Linked DNA regions of Homo sapiens: region 1 is linked to region 2. A link is an interaction called in ENCODE POLR2A ChIA-PET data of the cell type or tissue named here. Cell type or tissue: OCI-LY7. All regions are shown on one strand. Links, peaks and the distances in the headings refer to the core of each region. The heading gives the core; the rest is flanking DNA.

The links. Peaks named below come from ENCODE experiments on the same cell type or tissue, not always from the same donor. Only the 100,000 strongest peaks of a DNase experiment are listed, where the experiment ranks them.
Region 1: POLR2A ChIA-PET joins it to region 2 with 7 read pairs; 2 of 35 experiments call an interaction of 5 or more read pairs at or near these places.

The regions. Positions count from the first base shown.
Region 1 is chr10:92,657,153-92,661,549 of GRCh38, reverse strand. It overlaps the pseudogene RN7SL644P and the pseudogene LOC124902594. Among named protein-coding and RNA genes, the nearest start is that of HHEX, 31 kb to the left of the region's middle. In OCI-LY7, for the core only: no CTCF peak of the experiment used is centred there; no DNase peak of the experiment used is centred there.
Region 2 is chr10:92,787,353-92,791,749 of GRCh38, reverse strand. No RefSeq gene overlaps it. Among named protein-coding and RNA genes, the nearest start is that of EXOC6, 59 kb to the left of the region's middle. In OCI-LY7, for the core only: CTCF peaks have their summits at 2,418 (motif pointing right) and 3,941; DNase peaks (open chromatin) are centred at 2,539 and 3,949; H3K4me3 peaks cover 674 bases; H3K27ac peaks cover 854 bases.

The DNA.
Region 1 (4,397 bases), core at 272-4,271, 130 kb after region 2:
CTAACAGATTTTTATAGAACATTCTACCAAACAACAGTATAAGATACATTTTTCTCAAGTGGGAATGGAACATTTCCAGGATAGACCATATGTTAGGCCTATGACATATGAGACAAATCTCAATACATTTAAATTGACTGCAGTAATACCAAGTATTTTTCTCCAACTATAATGGAACAAAATTAGAAATAAACAACAGAAGGACATTTGAGAAGTTCACAGATATGAGGAAATTAGACAACACACTCCTAAATAACCCGTTGGTTAAAGAAAAAGTCACAAGGGATATTATAAAATACTATGAGAGGAATGAAACAAATATACAACACACCAAAATTTATGGGATGTAACTAAAGCAGTGCTGAGGAAGAAATTTATAGTTGTACATACCTATATATATTATATAACTACACCTACATACATATATGTATGTATGTATGCATATGTGTATCAAGTGATCCTCCTGCCTTAGCCTCAGCTGGGACTACAGGTGTGTGTCACCATACTCAGCTAATTTTTTTTTTTTGAAATGGGATCTCACTCCATCACTCAGGCCAAGATGCGGTGGCACAATCTCGGCTCACTGCCACCTCTGCCTCCTGGGCTCAAGCAATCCTCCCACCTCAGCCTCCCCAAGAAGCTGGGAATAGAGACATGCTCCACCACCCCCAGATAATTTTTTCTATTTTTGGTAGAGATGGGGGTCCCACCAGGTTGCCTAGGCTGGTCTTGAACTCCCATGCTCAAGTGATCTGCCTGCCTTTGACTCCCAAAGTGTTGGATGAAAGGCGTGAGCCACTGCACCCAGCCAAATTTTTAATTTTTTTGTTTTCTAGAGATGGGGTCTTGCTATGTTGCCCAGGCTGCTCTCACATTCCTGACCTCAAGTGATCCTCCTGCCTCAGCCTCCAGAGTAGCTGAGATTATAGGCACAAGCCACCGTTTAAATTTTTCTAGTTTTACATGTGATTTCCTCTTTGATGAGTAGGTTTAGAAGTGTGTTGTTTATCGTTTCTCGGCCTTTTGGCTAAGATCAAGTGTAGAAGTGTGTTGTTTAATTTCCAAATATTTGGACATATTTGGGGAATTAGACTTGACTTAAAATTGAGTTAAACTTGAAGTCAATAATACATAGTTGGAAAATCCCCAACTATGTATTATTGACTTCAAGTTGTATGACTTGTATTGACTTCAAGTTGTGTGTATTGTTGACTTCAAGTTGTATGTATTGACTTCATACTTGTATGATTTCAATTCTTTAAAACTTGTGGAGTTGTTTTTTAATGACCCAGAATATAGTTCATATTGTTTGAATGTTTCAAGCACTTCACAAATAATATATTCCCCTATTGTTGGGTATATTGTTCTATAAATATTCATTAGGTCAAGGTGGTTGACAGAGTTGTCAGGTCTTCAATATCTTTATTGATTTTCTTTCTAGTTCTGTTACTTAAAATGCTCAAGTCTCTAGCTATAACTGTGGATTTGTTTATTTCTCCTTTCAGTCCTGTCAGTTTCTAGCACCTCTGTTGTTAGGTACGTACATATGTAGAATTGTTATACCTCTTTGTGAATTAACATCTTTATCATTATGTAATGTTCCTTTTTATCCTTGGTGACATTCCTCATTCTAAAGTCAACTTTGGTAGTAATATAGACACTCTAGCTTTCTTTTGATGAGGGTTTGTGTATCTTTCCCATCCTTTTCTTGTTTATCTGTATATATCTTTTCTATTTGAAGTGGGCTTCTTGTAGATAGATTATAATTACTTTTTATCCAATCTGATGATCTATCTTTTAGTTTATTTAAACCGCTTACATTTAATGTTATTGGGCTTAAATATATCCATTTGCTACTTCTTTTCTGTTTATTTTCTTTGTTCTTTGTCCCCTTTTCCTCATTTTCTGTAATTCTAAAATTAACTGAGTACTTTTATGAATCTGTTTTATATCCATTAAAATTTTTGCCTAGTTATTGCCCAAAGGCTTACAATATACATCATGAATTAACCATGGTCTACTTTCAAAAATTATTATACTGATTCATATATAGTGTAAGAACCCTGGCCAGGTGCAGTGGCTCCTGCCTGTAATCCCAGCATTTTGGGAGGCCGAGGTGGGTGAATCATCTGAGGTCGGGAGTTCGAGACCAGCCTGACCAACATGGAGAAACCCTGTCTCTACTAAAAATACAAAAATCAGCTGAGCATATTGGCAGGCGCCTGTAATCCCAGCTACTCGGGAGGCTGAGGCAGGAGAATCGCTTGAACCTGGGAGGCGGAGGTTGCAGTGAGCCGAGATTGCGCCATTGCACTCCAGCCTGGGCAACAAGAACAAAACTCTGTCTCAAAAACAAACAAGAAAAAGAGTATCACTCTGTCACTCAGGCTGAAGTGCAGTGGTGCAATCTCGGCTCACTGTGACCTCTGCCTCCCAAGTTCAAGCGATTCTCCTGCCTCAGCCTCCCGAGTAGCTGGGATTACAGGCACCCGACACCACACCTGGCTATTTTTTGTATTTTTAGTAGAGACGGGGTTTCACAATGTTGCTCAAGCTGGTCTCAAACTGTTGACCTCAGGTAATCCGCCCTCCTTGGCCTCCCAAAGTGCTGGGATTACAGGCTAGTTCCAACATATTTCCAACACCCCAGAAGAAAATCCCATACCCATTAAGCAGTCACTCTGCATTCCCCTCACACCAGATTTAACCACCACCAGTCTGCTGACTCTATGAATTTACCTATTCTGGATATTTCATAAAACTGGAATCATAGAATATGTGAACTTTTGTGTCTTCTTTCACTTAGCATAATGTTTTTGAGGTTTATCCATATGGTAGCCTGTATCTGTACTTCATCTTTATGGCTGAGTAATGTATCATACGTATATAATCATTTTGTTTATCCATTCATATATTGATGGGTTGTTTACACCATTGGGTCATTGTGAATAGTGCTGCTATAGCATCTGTGTATAAATTTTTGTGGATGCATGTTTTCTTTTCTCTTGGGAAGACAGCTAGGAATGGAATTGCTGGGCTATATGGTAATTCTGTTTATCTTTTCAGGAACCACCAAACTCTTTGTCTACAGTGGCTGAACCATTTTACATTCCCATGAGCAATGTACAAGGTTCCCATTTTCAGGCTGGGCGGGGTGGCTCACGCCTGAAATCTTAGTACTTTGGGAGGCCAAGACAGGTGGATCACTTGAGATCAGGAGCTCAAGACTAACCTGGGCAACATGGCGAAACCCCATTTCTACTAAAAATATAAAAATTAGCCAGAAAAAAAATTAGCTGGGTGTGATGGTAAGCACCTGTAATCCCAGCTACTCCAGAGGCTGAGGCAGGAGAATCACTGGAACCCAAAAGGTGGAGGTTGCAGTGAGCTGAGATAGCACCACTGCACTCCAGCCTGGGTGACAGAACGACACTCCATCTCAGAAAACAAGAAGGCTCCCATTTTCCAGCATCCCCAACACCACTTTTTTTTTTCTGTATTTTTTGTTATAGCCATCCTTCTGGATGTGAAGTGGTATCTCACTGTGATTTGGATTTGCATTTCTCTGATTGCCACTGTCTTTCTGCTTCCAAGATCCTCTTTTCAGTTTTGGACAGTTTATATATGTCTCGACATGGATCTTTCCTGACTTATCCTATTTGGAGTTCTGCAAACTTCTTGGATGGGTACATTCAAGTGTTTTCACAAATTTGAGGTGTTTGGGGCCATTATTTCTTCAAATATTCTTTCTGCCCCTTTCTCTCTCCTCTCCTTCTGAAACTCCTATTTTGCAAAGGTTGGTATGCTTGGTGGTAATCCATAGCTTTCTTAAATTGCTTCTTTCCTTTGTTCTTCTGCTCCTCAGATGGATAATTTCAATTGATCTACCTTCAGCTTCACTGATTCTTTCTACTGTCTGGCCATATCTGCTATTAGAACCATTTTTTCCCCCTTTTTTTTATTGCACTTTTCAGCTAATTTTTATGGTTCCTTTTTATAATTTCTTTGACAATCTCTATGAGACATTGTTTCCCTGTATTCCCTTAGCTCTTTGAGCACTTTTGAGACAGTTGATTTACAAATTTTGTCTTAAAGTCCAATGTCTATGCTTCCTCAGATAGTTTATTCTAATTTTTTCTGAGTGGGCTATACTTTCTTTGCATGCTTCACAGTTTTTTGTTGAAAGCTGAATATTACTTTACTATTAACTCTGGAAACCAGATTCTTCACTCCTCAGGGTTTTTGTTACTTGCTGTGGGTTGTAGTGGTTTGTTTAGTGACTTGTATATATTTAGAGACAAAGTCTCACTCTGTTCCCGAGGCTGGAATGCAGTGGCGCAATCATAGCTGACTGTAGCCTCAAACCCCTGGGCTCAATCAATCCTTCCACCTCAGCC
Region 2 (4,397 bases), core at 284-4,283:
TAGGTGGCACACATTACATATTTATTGGACAGTGCTGGTCTAGGTGATAAAAATTTTAAACCTGCTAATTACCTGAATAATTGTATAAATTACTGTATTTGTATCGTAAACAAATTTTTCCATCTAAGAAAAGTTAGATGCATGTTTCCACAACTTTGGATCCGTTTTGGCTGGTTTACATTCAAAACGTACACTGATATTTCCAGGACTTTAAACTGAGCTTCTGTTTTCCCATCTGTAATATTACCCACCTTGTAGTATGTTACAGTGATGTTTACAAGGGATCATCTACTCAAGTTCTTTAGTCTACAATTGTCTAAATGTGAAGTCCTCTTTGGGCTGGAAGCCTAAAGTATATTATGGTTTTACCCCTCCTTGTCCTTCAATGGCCCTACAAAAGCCTAATAAATGTAAGTGTCCTCCTCCTTCCTCTATTCAGTTGTAAGAAAGCACTCATTCACCTATCAATTGTTTCACGTGGATTTTTTTTTTTTTTTTTTTTGAGACAGAGTCTCACTCTGTCGCCCAGGCTGGAGTACAGTAGCACCACTTTGGCTCACTGCAACCTCCACCTCCTGGGTTCAAGCGACTCTCGTGCCTCAGCCTCCCAAGTAGCTGGGATTAAAGGCGCATAGCACCATGACCGGTTTTTTGCTTGTTTGTTTGTTTGTTTTGTATTTTTAGTAGACAGGGGGTTTCACCATGTTGGCCAGGCTGGTCTGGAACTCCCGACCTCAGGTGATCCACCCGCCTTGGCCTCCCAAGGTGCTGGGATTACAGGCGTGAGCCACTGTGCCCGGCCCCACCTGGATTTTTTTAAATGACTTTTTCCAAGTTAACTCCACTTAATATATTATCTCCTTCTGTTCTTTTTTTTGTTTCCTTCTTTTGGATTTGTTCATCATATTCTTATAAAATTAACACTTCATTCTCAAAGCTCCTTGTTCTCTAAGAAACCACCACCAGGTACCCACCTCCTCCCCACTCCCTCCCACTGTGTCCCCTGCAAATACAGACTTCCTAGAAAACCATTTCCTACAGCCTCAGTGATTTGGACATAGCTGTTTGTTTGAAGCAACCATTTCCTTACATGCTCTAATTTCACTTTCAGGTTATACGTCCTTGGTTATTTGGTTCTCTAATTACAGATCCCCTTTTCTAGAAAGGAAGTACAAAATCATTTTACCGTATGTTGTAGCACTGAAATCTGTTTCCCAATCTTTTATTATAAAAGAAGTTGAACTTACACTGTTTAAGATCTATTAACTTTCCTGCAGGCAAACTATTCTTCAATGTTTAAAAAAGTAATTGAGCCAGTCTTTTTCTCTCTCTCTAAAGAAAAAAAATGTTTTGCTCTAGTTCTCAGTTGAAATTTCTAATAAGGGGTCTTAGTAGACAAAAGGGATAACAAAACCTGACATGTGTGAGTGCTTATTATAAATTAAACATTGTATATGTACTTGATAGTTAATATTTCCAACAATGATTCCTAAACACTGCCTAGGGAGAAATTGCTAGGTGCGTTCGTTACCCTGTCTTCTATTTGTCCTTTTTTTGTTGTGTGCTCAGGAAAACCTCAGGGCCCGGGCTTCCCAATACTGGTTTCGAATATTCACACCCGAAGTCACTAATCTTTCTTGTGAACACCTTGTAGTTTGGCCCTTGATTAATTCAATCAGTGATTAGCACTTCTACAACAAGTGTTAATCTCTCTTTTGAAATACCTCTCAAAGCCCAACCCTTTACTGAGGATTTCTGCCCCAGTCAGAGTATACTGGAGAGGATTTCCCTATTGTGAGCAATATCTACAAGGCATTTCCCCTGCACACCACCAGTTTGGGAAAGGCCTGCTTCAAAGTCCTGTTGCACAATTAAAGCACAGAATTATAGGCTCAGGTTTGCACCTACTGCATGCGGTAGACTCCAGCTGAGCATAGCTAGTGATCCTGTTAAAAGCAGGGGCCAGGCTGGGCATGGTGGTTCATGCCTGTAATCCCAGCACTTTGGGAGGCCGGGGTGGGCAGATGGCTTGAGGTTAGGAGTTCAAGACCAGCCTGGCCAACACGGTGAAACCCTGTCTCTACAAAAATGCAAAAATTAGCCGGGCATGGTGGCACACAACTGTAGTCTCAGCTACTCAAGAGGCTGAGGTGGGAGGATCACTTGAGCCCAGGAAGTCAAGGCTGCAGTAAGCCAAGATCGGGCCACTGCACTCCGGCCTGGGTAACCAGAGTGAGACCCTGCCTCAAAAAAAAAGAAAAAGAAAAAATATTTTTTTGTTTTTTAAAGCAGGGGGCAGATTCTTTTGCAAAGCTGGAGGCCTTAATCAATAAGAAATAAAAATAATTTTAAAAAAACAGAAGAAGAAGAAAAGGAGCCAGATTCTTCAACACCAGGAGACCAAAACGAATAAACCTCCAGAGGGCACCCCCAGCAGTTCAGTCTGGGATGAGGGGACTCGAGGCCGGACAGAGCCGAGCTAGGCACCGTTCTTGGGTTTCCAGCCACCCAGATGCTCAGTTGCTCAAGTGTGACAACTAGGGCCTTCTCAGAAGCAGCCGGTACAGCCTCAAACGCTTCAGCTGGCAGGTGTGAAGGCCTCCAGCTCTTCGAGAGCAGTTTTCTTCCTGACAATGGGTGTCTATCAACTAACAAATAAAATTTGAGATGGACCCTGCAATTGTCCTTCCCATTTTACAAGGGAGGATATGGGTTTGCCTTGACCACTGTCTAGGCTCACACTCCGCAAGTGGCAAGCCCTGAGAAGACACCCCACATGAAGAAAGACAAACACAACCAGCTAACTTCTCCTCTTGCATTTGAAAGAGAACAGCTTTGATCTTAGTTTCATGGTAGGTGGTCAGCTTTCATTGATTTCAACTTTTTTTTTTCTAAGTTTCCCATAAAGGAAAATTTCTCCATCCTCCCCACTACTTCCAGAATACTGGGGGATTTCTCTCAACATAAAAGAATGTTGGAGTCTTTTAATTTCTAAGGGATCATGGCAACCAATTTGAATATTTTTCTCTATAGCACAACAGTCATGTCACAATCTTACCTTTAGAATATGTTTTCATTCTTCCCACTCATCAACTCTTTGACATAGGTACAGAAAATATCTTCATCCTATTTTGCAGATCTGAAAGTAGAGGCCCAAAAAGATCCTGTGTCTGACTTAAACCACACAGCCATGTTACTGAGTGGGGCTGAGATTTAAACTCAGGTCCCTCCAACTTCCATGGCCAAGACCGTAACTACCATGCTCTTAGCCACCATAATCAGGAGCCCTGATTGGGCTTCTTCTCAATCAGTGGGATCAAAACTTGGTGTGAACTAATTCTTAGCAGCAGAGCAACGACTAGAAAACAATTGGCAGGCATCCACAGCTGCACCAGGCCAAAGAGAGTATGTATTTGTCCACAGCCAAGCCAAGGGAATGGAAGAGCCCCAGAGCCAGGCATGGTGGTAGCAGCCAGTTGTACAAAGACCCATGGAACTGGGGCCAAAAGGAGTGAGAATTCCAAAGGAAGTCAAGGGCAGCCATGAGTGAACATGTGCTTTCATTACGCTTCCCTTTCATACTCTCCTAGACCAGATGAACCTGGACCAATGAATGGTTCTTGAGCTTTATAGTAAGATCTCTGAGGAAGGGTTGGGGGTGCTTATTAAAACACAGATTTCTAAGTCCACCTTATTCCTATGAATCAAAATCCCCGAAAGTGAGACCCCAGAAGCTTGTGTAAACAAGCTTCCCAGGGATGCCGACCACACCTGGAGAAGCAAGGACCAGATGGCAGAGGCGGGTCTGCAGGTGTGTGTGGCTTCCTGCAGTAAAGACAGCTCTGCCTGCTCCTGCATTTAGTTAACAAAAGCAGATGAGCAGGAGAAAGTTTCTCATGTGCTGAAACAAGAAAAGAGAAAAGAGTTACTAAAAGACGTGTGAAAGCGACAGGAGCAAATGTCCCAACCTATCCCAGAGAGGGCTTCAGCAGCACGGAGGCACAGGTGTGGTGAGGTCAGAGGGAAGACGCCGCCACCTGGGCATTGTCTACCAAAACCAGGCAGTGCAGGTGACAGGTTCCTTGCTGCAACGGGAAGGGGAAGCAGATGAGAGAACAACAGCAAGGAAGAAGCTTGTAATACGTGTTTTACCTCAGCTGTCATTCTAACTGCTGCACACGCAGGCACACAAAACATTTTTTTAAGTTTTTGTTTGTTTGTTTGTTTTTGAGACAGCCTCACTCTGTCGCCCAGGTTGGAGTGCAGTGGTGCAGTCATGGCTCACTGCAGCCTCTATCTCCCAGACTCAAGCAATCCTCCCACCTCAGCCTCCCGAGTAGCTAGGACCACAAGTGCATGCCACCACGCCTGGCTAATTTTTAAATTACTTGCAGAGA